2 separate regions of the Mus musculus genome follow, and region 1 is linked to region 2. A link is a contact called in ENCODE Hi-C or POLR2A ChIA-PET data. All regions are on one chromosome and are shown on one strand. Each heading gives the region's core, a stretch centred on a gene start or an enhancer-like site at or near the end of the contact. The rest is flanking DNA. Distances are from core to core; before and after follow the strand shown. Region 1 holds the start of Trpm4 (transient receptor potential cation channel, subfamily M, member 4). Region 2 holds the start of Ppfia3 (protein tyrosine phosphatase, receptor type, f polypeptide (PTPRF), interacting protein (liprin), alpha 3).

Region 1 (3,902 bases), core at 665-3,164, 33 kb before region 2:
GGAACGGAACCCAACACATGCTAAGTATGTGTGCTACCCCTGAATTACACCCTAAGCCCAGAGGTGTAAGAAGGAAAGAAGAGGAAGGCGAGAGAGACAGGGGGCCTTTGTATTTTCCTCACCTGCCTCCATGGATTCAATCTCCACCTATAGCTGGGACCTCAGACCCCAGTATGAATCTCACTCTTCTGCTAAGTACCAGCAGGGTCCCAATCCTCCCCTGCCCGTCTCCAAGGCCCATCATGTACACAGAAGGACCGGCACTCAGCATCCCCTTCCAAACCTGCTTCTTCTCCTGGGCTCATCATCTTGGTGATGGTCCCAATCTCTTCTCACCTTTCTGAATTCCTACCCGCCCTCACGCAGCCCCAGGAAACCACACTCGGGATGGCCTCTGAGAGCCCATGAGGTCTACCACCAACCTTCCCACTCACAACACTCTTGACAGCCTGAACTCTGCTCTACTTTCAAGCCACGCTGGGCTGTCCTTAGGGAGGACTTCGACCGAGCACTTCCAAGGCCCAGAGCCACCTTCAAAGCACCACACTGCACCATCTTTCCAATGACACCTGTAGCCCACCAGCTCCCATCTTGTCCCACTGACTTTAGTCACGCTGTCTGTGACCCTCTGCCAGACCCACCAGTAAACCAGTATCTCTGTTTATTTATACAACATTTTCCTGTCCCACACTGGTGGGACAACAGGCTCCTGATAAAGTCACACTAAGGAAATCAGGTGTCACTGCCCCAAGGCCAAAAGTCTACCCTGAGAACTGAGTTAAAGCTGGACCCCGCTAGGGAGACTAAGCATGCAGCCAAGAAGCCTATAGGGCTTGCTCCTGTCCCCTGCCACCTACAGCACAGCACAGCTTGCAGTGGCAATTGCCCTCTTCTTCTCATGGGAGTTGCAGATATTCCCGGATGTTTATTAGATGTTATTAGGTGATGGGCAGAGTTCCAGAAATGTCCCAGAGTGACCTTGTTTAGTTTGCACAGCGGCCCCAGAAGGGAGGAGCTGTTCTGTGCCCAGGTGACAAGCGCAGCCCTAGAAGGGAATTACTATCCCAAAGCTGCAGAGCTATGTAAGGCTGGCAGGGCTGTGTGGCTATGCTCGCTGAGCCGGGATGACACAGAAAGCCGAAGCAGAGACAAATGACACAAAGAGACAGAGACACAAAGACACAGAATGGATCCCCACCTAGAGGGGAATGAAGAATTCGGGGCGTGCCCTAAGCAGGGTGGCCCAAAACAAGGGCAGGGGGAGGGGTCTGTCTCAAGTGAAGGCGGGAAGGTCCTTAGTGGGCGGGGTCTGAGTGTGTTGAGCTGAGACTTCTGTGGTGGGTGGGGTGTGTCTGTGCACCAAGACCTCCTGCGGTAGGCAGTGAAGGTCAGTCTGTGGTGGGCACCCTTGTCTGCGTTGAGTGGGGCGAGTCCAGTCTATGGGGGCGGAGCCTGTCTGCAGTGGGGCAGGGCCCGCGAACCTACGCTGCCAGGTCAGCAGCCCCGAACTGCTCACCCCGCATCATCGGAGAGGTCCACTATGAACGTCGTGCACACCTTCTTCCTGAAGATCTTAGGGATCCAGCTCTGAGAACCGGAACAAGAAGGGCAGGGCAGGGAGTCGAGTCAGACCCACAGGATTCGAAGACAACCCCGCGCGCCCACGGGACACACTGGGAACTCCTCCCTCGGGCTCAGCCAGGAACCCACGCAGCTCGGTCTGGGAACTCCTGGTCCAGCCACTGCAGCATCTGACCCGGATCCCCGGAGCTGGCTCCGCCTCTGGACCCCACTCACTCCCAGCCCCACGCTGTGCGATACCTGCTCCTTCTCCGGCCCCACCATGCTGCTGCCGCAGCCCCTGAGGCTCCGTGTATTTCCTCCAGCCGCCGACCCGCCCGACCAAACCGGATCCGCAACTTCGCAGCCCAGCCCGGGGCGGGGAGTCCCGGGACACGTCACGGGAGGCGGGGAGAGGGCGGCTGCGGAGGAGGGACAAACTCTGCTGCCAAACCAGTGATGGGGTCGGTTTGGGGGACAAGAAAGACCGAGAGTTGGAAGGCAGAGCAAGCGGAGGAACGAAGGAAGCAGAGTGGGGCACACGATAGATGTCAGCCATGGGACAAACATAGATTCGGAGAGACAGAGACTGAGAGAAAGACCCAGAGAGAGAGAGACAGAAACTAAGAGAGGGACCCAGAGAAAGAAAAGGGGGCAGAGACCCAGAGAGAGAGAGAGAGAGAGAGAGAGAGAGAGAGAGAGAGAGAGAGAGAGAGAGAATATGAAGACAGCAATACAGAAAAAGAATGAGATATCCAGAGATAGTTAGAGACAGATAGAAATACAAAGTGATAGAGCAACAGAGTCCCAGATTCAGAGAGGAGAGACAGAGAGAACAGAGACACAGAGAGAACTAGAGAGAGAGACACACACACAGAGACAGAGATACAGGGAGAAAGAGAGAGACAGAGAGAGAGAAAACACACACACACAGAGGAGAGACAGAGACAAACACAGACACACACACAGAGACAGACAGACACACAGAGAGACAGGCACACACACACAGAGACAGACAGACACACACAGAGAAACAGACAGACAGACACACACACACAGAAAGAGAGAGAGAGAAGAATCAAAGAGAAGGATCAGGGAAGACACAGTAGGAGAGGAGAGGTTAGAATCCTGAGAAGAAACACGGAAGCTCAGAACAGTGACTATAATGGGGGGGGGGGGGTTGACTCATAAAGGACAAAAACTCAAAGACGGTGGATATACTGACAAGTGTGGGGTGGGTGACACTGACCAGCAGAGAAGGCAGTGACACCTGTTTGCAGCCAAGTCCCTTTGGTGGGGACAGCTGAGGCCTAGTAACCTGAGCCCCCAGCACCTCCCCCCTGTTGTATTTATAGCACTGGTCTGGTCCCCTGTCCCCAGATCTGAGTTCCAGTGAGAGGAGGTCATGGGGTGTTGGGCACAGTATTCCTTCACTGTCTTCCACAGCTTCTGCAGGACACCACTGTCACACCGAATGTCCCATTCTGCCTGCACGCTTCCCAGTGTTTACCTTGCAGGGGGCCCTCTGCTCCTGCATCCTCCTCTCCCAGAGCCCCAGGCTTTCCCAGCAAGACACTCTAAACGTTCAGCCTTTGTGCTAAAAATGCCAAACTTGAGCTTGTCACGTCCCTGCCTCCCCCCCCCCGCCCCCGCCATGAAGACCCCTCCACCACCCAGTCCTGAGCCAGAGGAACAGGAGGGGAGGGGCAGGCAGGGAGTGACCAGAATAACTTAGGCTCTGGATAAATTTAGCAGCAAGAAGGGGAGGGGACAGACCCCATTGGTCCAGCAGTGGGAAGGGAGGTCCTGGAACCAGGGTCACAGCTGCAAAGGGGACATCCTCAGAGGGTCATCCAAGACCTGAGGAAGATAGAGAGGCAGAGAGTGGGAGCTATACCACGACAAAAGGGACAATCTGAAAGTCAAAGCCAAAAAGGCACAAGGACCCATCAGAGGCAGCTGAAGCCAGCCTGGTCAGACGCTCAGCTGCTAAACGTCCCCATGGGCTTCCAGGGGCCATGGTTGCACACTTGTCTCCTTTGGGCCACAGTGGCCATCCTGCTGGTCCCTCCAGTGGTGACCCAGGAGTTGAGAGGGGCCGGTCTGGGCCTGGGCAACTGGAACAACAATGCAGGCATCCCTGGGTCCTCAGAGGACCTATCAACTGAGTTTGGTCACCACATCCACCGGGGATATCAAGGTGAGAAGGACAGAGGCCACAGAGAAGAGGGTGAAGACTTCTCCAGGGAATATGGCCACAGGGTCCAAGACCACAGGTACCCTGGCCGCGAGGTTGGAGAGGAGAATGTCTCTGAAGAGGTCTTCAGAGGGCATGTTAGACA
Region 2 (3,741 bases), core at 783-3,282:
GGACGCATGGCAAAATCCTGCCACTGGGGATGGGAAAGGAGCAAGTAAAAAAAAAGACATGCTTAGAAGTTAGTTCATGGCCTTGAAGTGGATCACATGCCTTGGTGAGGACGGAACAGGCACATCATCTGGAAATGTTCTGGAACTTAGGATCTTGAACATAACACAGGGAAAGGACACATTTTTAACTAGAAGTGCAGAAAGACAGCTGCCTGGTTCCAAATAACCTCGTGAACCTTGATCCCAAAACACACCTGGAGGAAAGGATGGCTGTTTGGTACTTGGAGTATGAGACATCAGATATTACCATATGGGTCTCTAGAGGCAATGAGATGCCAGAAATATCCAGCTTTGGGGGAGAGGAGACTCTGCAAGTCTAGCACCTGAGATGATAGAGCAGATGATAAGTGCTCGTTAAAGCCATGGGAGATGTGAAGTTGAGGCCACCAAGACATGAAGATGGGAGTGGAATGCAGAGCCAAGGTCCAGACTTTTGAATCTACCTAGGGGTGAAGAAACTTAGAGCCTGACTGTTTGGTGGGAGTGTAAGCCTGGGTGGGTGGTCTGATGGACAGGACACTCACCACTGTCAGAGATTCTGGGTCCCTGAGATGAGTGTTTGTTCAGGTGGAGGTTATAAGATGGGGGTGAGACACTTAGATCTCCAAGGGGGAGTGAGGACAGAAGCAGAGGAATTGCATTCCAGGTCTTTGAAAAGAAGTCATGGCGCCTGAGTCTATAAGGCAGCAAGCAGGTGCTGGTGTACCAAGAGGCTGGTCATATTTGTCTGCGGAGGGCAGGGGGGAGCTGTTAAAGTAGGTGCTAAGTGGGGAGGTGGGGGCAAAGGCTAGGAAACTGGATTCCCCGGGTGCTGAATAAGGTGACAGTGATTAGTCAGGGCCAGCAGATATATGGACACTAACAGCTTTTCAGAACCAGGTGGGAGCGGGAGGCTCCATGCCAAGGTTTCTAAGTGGCCTGGGCAGGGACATTCACAAGCTCTATGTAAGTGAAGCAGCTAGAGTCCCAGAAAGCTAGAGTGCCTAAAGATGGGCCTGAGAGCCCTGCGGCCCATCTGGGAGGGGGGCGCCGGGGAACCCCAGGTCAAAGGCGCGGTGAGGGGGAGGAATCCCCACACCACCTGCACCCCCCTCCTCCCTAGCGGCCGTGGAAGGAGATGGGGGAGGCGAGGCTACCGAGAGCTGACCATGGACAGCTCCGGCGCGGGCCTGTGTCCAGGGCGAGCCGGCCTGGACCGAGGAACGTCTCCGGTTGATTCAACCAGAAGGTGGGGGACGCAAATGGGGGAACGATTTGGACGCAATGGAGGAAGCCCCACAGCGGTGACCAGGGTCTGGAGCTCCCAGGACTGGGCCCAGAGGATGGATCTAGACTGAGGGATCCCCTGGGCTGAGCTGAGGGATCCAGGCTTCTGGGCCCTGGAGGAGGCACAAGGAGGTAGCCCGCCTGAGATACTAGGGTTCGGCGGGGCACTCTCAGCTCCGGGAAGGGACACGCCTGGGTCTCTTGGGTTGGCTTGTGAAATCTGGACTCTGGGTTCCCTTGGGATGAAGATGGGAATGTAGGATTTCGGGCAAGCTGGTCGGAAACGCTAGCCCAGGGGTCCCCAGGGTGGGCGCTGCCGGGCAAGCTGGGCCGGGCTCTTACCTACCTGGTCCGCGACGACTGCGGGAGGAGCTGGGCTGCAGGAGGGACGCGGGGTGGGGTAGGGGCACCGGGCGGGGCCCCTGGCGGCGGCCGGGGCCCGGATCTGGAGCTCTGGAACCCTGTCTACGCCGCTAGCGCGGGCTCAGCGTCTCTTGCTCCGGCTCCAGCGCTGGGGACCCCCCTCCCCCTCACGGTCTCACAGCCTTCTTACTCCCTAAAATAGCCCCCTGCCCTTGTCACCGTACAGCCTCCCCCCGCGAGGCCGCAGTCGCCAGATCCAGGGGTGCCCACCAGCGCCCCCCCAAATCCCACCTTCTCCCCCCCCAAAAAATTCTCCTCCCTCCCCCTCCCCCCCCACAGATCCCGGGCGGTCGTGGCCCCTTTAACAGAAGACTGACGGACGGTGCTGAATGGCCAATGAGAATTGGCCTCCGTGCCGGCCGGCGACCAGACCCCGCCTCCACATCGGGAGGGAGGGGCCGCGCGGGCGGAGAGCTGGGGGCGGGACTCATGGTGCAGCGACCAATAGGCATGCAGCGTGCGGCGGCCTGGGAGGGAGGCGGAGCCCGGCAGAGGATGATGTCACCTGAATCTAGTAGCGCGCAGCATGGAACGCGAGTCGCGACCCCGGGTCCCCACGGCGGCGCGCGTCTCACGGGACACGAGGGTTGGGCGGCGGGATAGGAATTCAACATTCAAGGTGGGATTTTTTTTTTTTAAGACAAGGGCGGCTCCCGGAAGGATGTGCTCGGTTGGAAGGTGAGGCAAGTGGACGACGGGTGGCGAGTGCGTGTTACTCTGCACCCCTGCGCCCGTCTAGGGTACTGCATGCGCCCCACCAACCCGACTCCTACGCAGACGGTGGCACGGCCCGCAAGGGTTCCCCCAGTGGATGGTTCGCTCCGCCCCGCCTACAGAGGCAATGATCAGGCGGCTTCTGCTGGTTTCAAGACTCCCGCGTCCGACTCACTGGAGACCTTGCCAGGCCTTGGCCTTCCGAACCTCTTAAGGGTTGGGGGCAGTGGTCTTTAGTGGTGCTCCCTGGCGCTCACATAGACGCAGCCTTGGGTCGGGCTAGTCTCTGGGACACCGGCCAGCCTCCGCCTTCAGAGCTGCGCGAGCGTTGTCTATCATGGTACACAGACTGGAATGAGCTTGTTCTTAACCTCAGCTTCACTGTCCTCCTCCCCCACAGAGACTATTCCAGGATGCGCGACAGACACACAAGACACTCGGTGAGGGTTAAAGATCTTTAAATAAGGAGCCAGTGACAATAAATAATACTGTACAGGGGAGGAGAAGGAGGGTCCTGGTCTGTGATTTCAGCCTCGAGACTCCAAGGACCTGTGAGGGTGTAGAGAGGGGAGTTTTAGACACAGGGTAGGTTCAGGGGTGGGGTGGGGGAGGGCGCGTAAGATGTTCAATGGTGGGGTTCTGGAGACAACAGTTCAGAAAATCAGGCACAGGGCTTCTGGAGTTGGGGAGCCAGAGGGTCCCAGGGCCTTAGCTACCATGGCAGGAGTCAAAGGTCAGAAAACCCCTGGTGGAGAGCCAGAGATAAATGTTGAAGGCCGCTGTGCTCACTGGCCTGATTTGGGTATCTAAGGTTGGGGAAGGCAGCAGGGAGAGGATGGTGACTGGAGGCTCACGTGTAGCTGTGGTGCTGCTGGCGCCGACGGGCAGATCGCATCTTCTCGAAGCGGGCTTCCATCTCCTCCAGCACCCGAGGAGTGTAGCGCACCACCAGTTTCACTGAGCCCTGTGCAGCCTTCAGGAGTTCCACCGCCTTTTCATGGTGTTCGCCTTCCACACTCTGCAGGGCAGGCCTCGCACAGACTGCTGGCCCAAACCGCTGCCCTTACCACCCTACCCAGGACATGGGACCAGTGGATAGTGACACGGCTGCTGGGGTCAAGTCTCCAAGGCCTCATATCCCTCTAGTGGATCACCAACTTTAGGCACAGCACCCACAACCTAAAAACTGCATGTCAAGATAGCTTTGAGTCCCAGTGTCCTCAATGAACCAGGCCACTGAACCTGTCCCAAAAAAGTCTGTCTACACCCCCTAAGCTT

The links. Hi-C counts contacts between places; a loop is a spot of excess contacts on that map. ChIA-PET counts read pairs that join two places held with the same protein, here RNA polymerase II (POLR2A).
Region 1: a loop to region 2 is called in a map of heart, with 4 times the contacts of the local background. The contact joins the promoter of Trpm4 here to the promoter of Ppfia3 in region 2. A Hi-C loop is called at or near these places in 3 of 37 maps with a recorded cell type or tissue (all heart). POLR2A ChIA-PET finds 5 or more read pairs at or near these places in 4 of 5 experiments (Patski and embryonic stem cell).

The regions. Positions count from the first base shown.
Region 1 is chr7:45,331,866-45,335,767 of GRCm38, forward strand. It overlaps Trpm4 (transient receptor potential cation channel, subfamily M, member 4), which reads right to left and starts at 1,915. Exons shown (of 25, transcript NM_175130.4): 1 at 1,822-1,915; 2 at 1,517-1,587. The coding sequence starts at 1,845. Hrc (histidine rich calcium binding protein) reads left to right here and starts at 3,404. Exons shown (of 6, transcript NM_010473.2): 1 at 3,404-3,902. The coding sequence starts at 3,562.
Region 2 is chr7:45,364,987-45,368,727 of GRCm38, forward strand. Ppfia3 (protein tyrosine phosphatase, receptor type, f polypeptide (PTPRF), interacting protein (liprin), alpha 3) reads right to left here and starts at 2,033. Exons shown (of 30, transcript NM_029741.2): 1 at 1,673-2,033. Lin7b (lin-7 homolog B (C. elegans)) reads right to left here. Exons shown (of 6, transcript NM_011698.1): 5 at 3,318-3,481; 6 at 2,905-3,012. The coding sequence ends at 2,991. It overlaps Mtag2 (metastasis associated gene 2), which reads left to right and starts at 1,175. Exons shown (of 2, transcript NR_015480.2): 1 at 1,175-1,288; 2 at 2,390-2,962.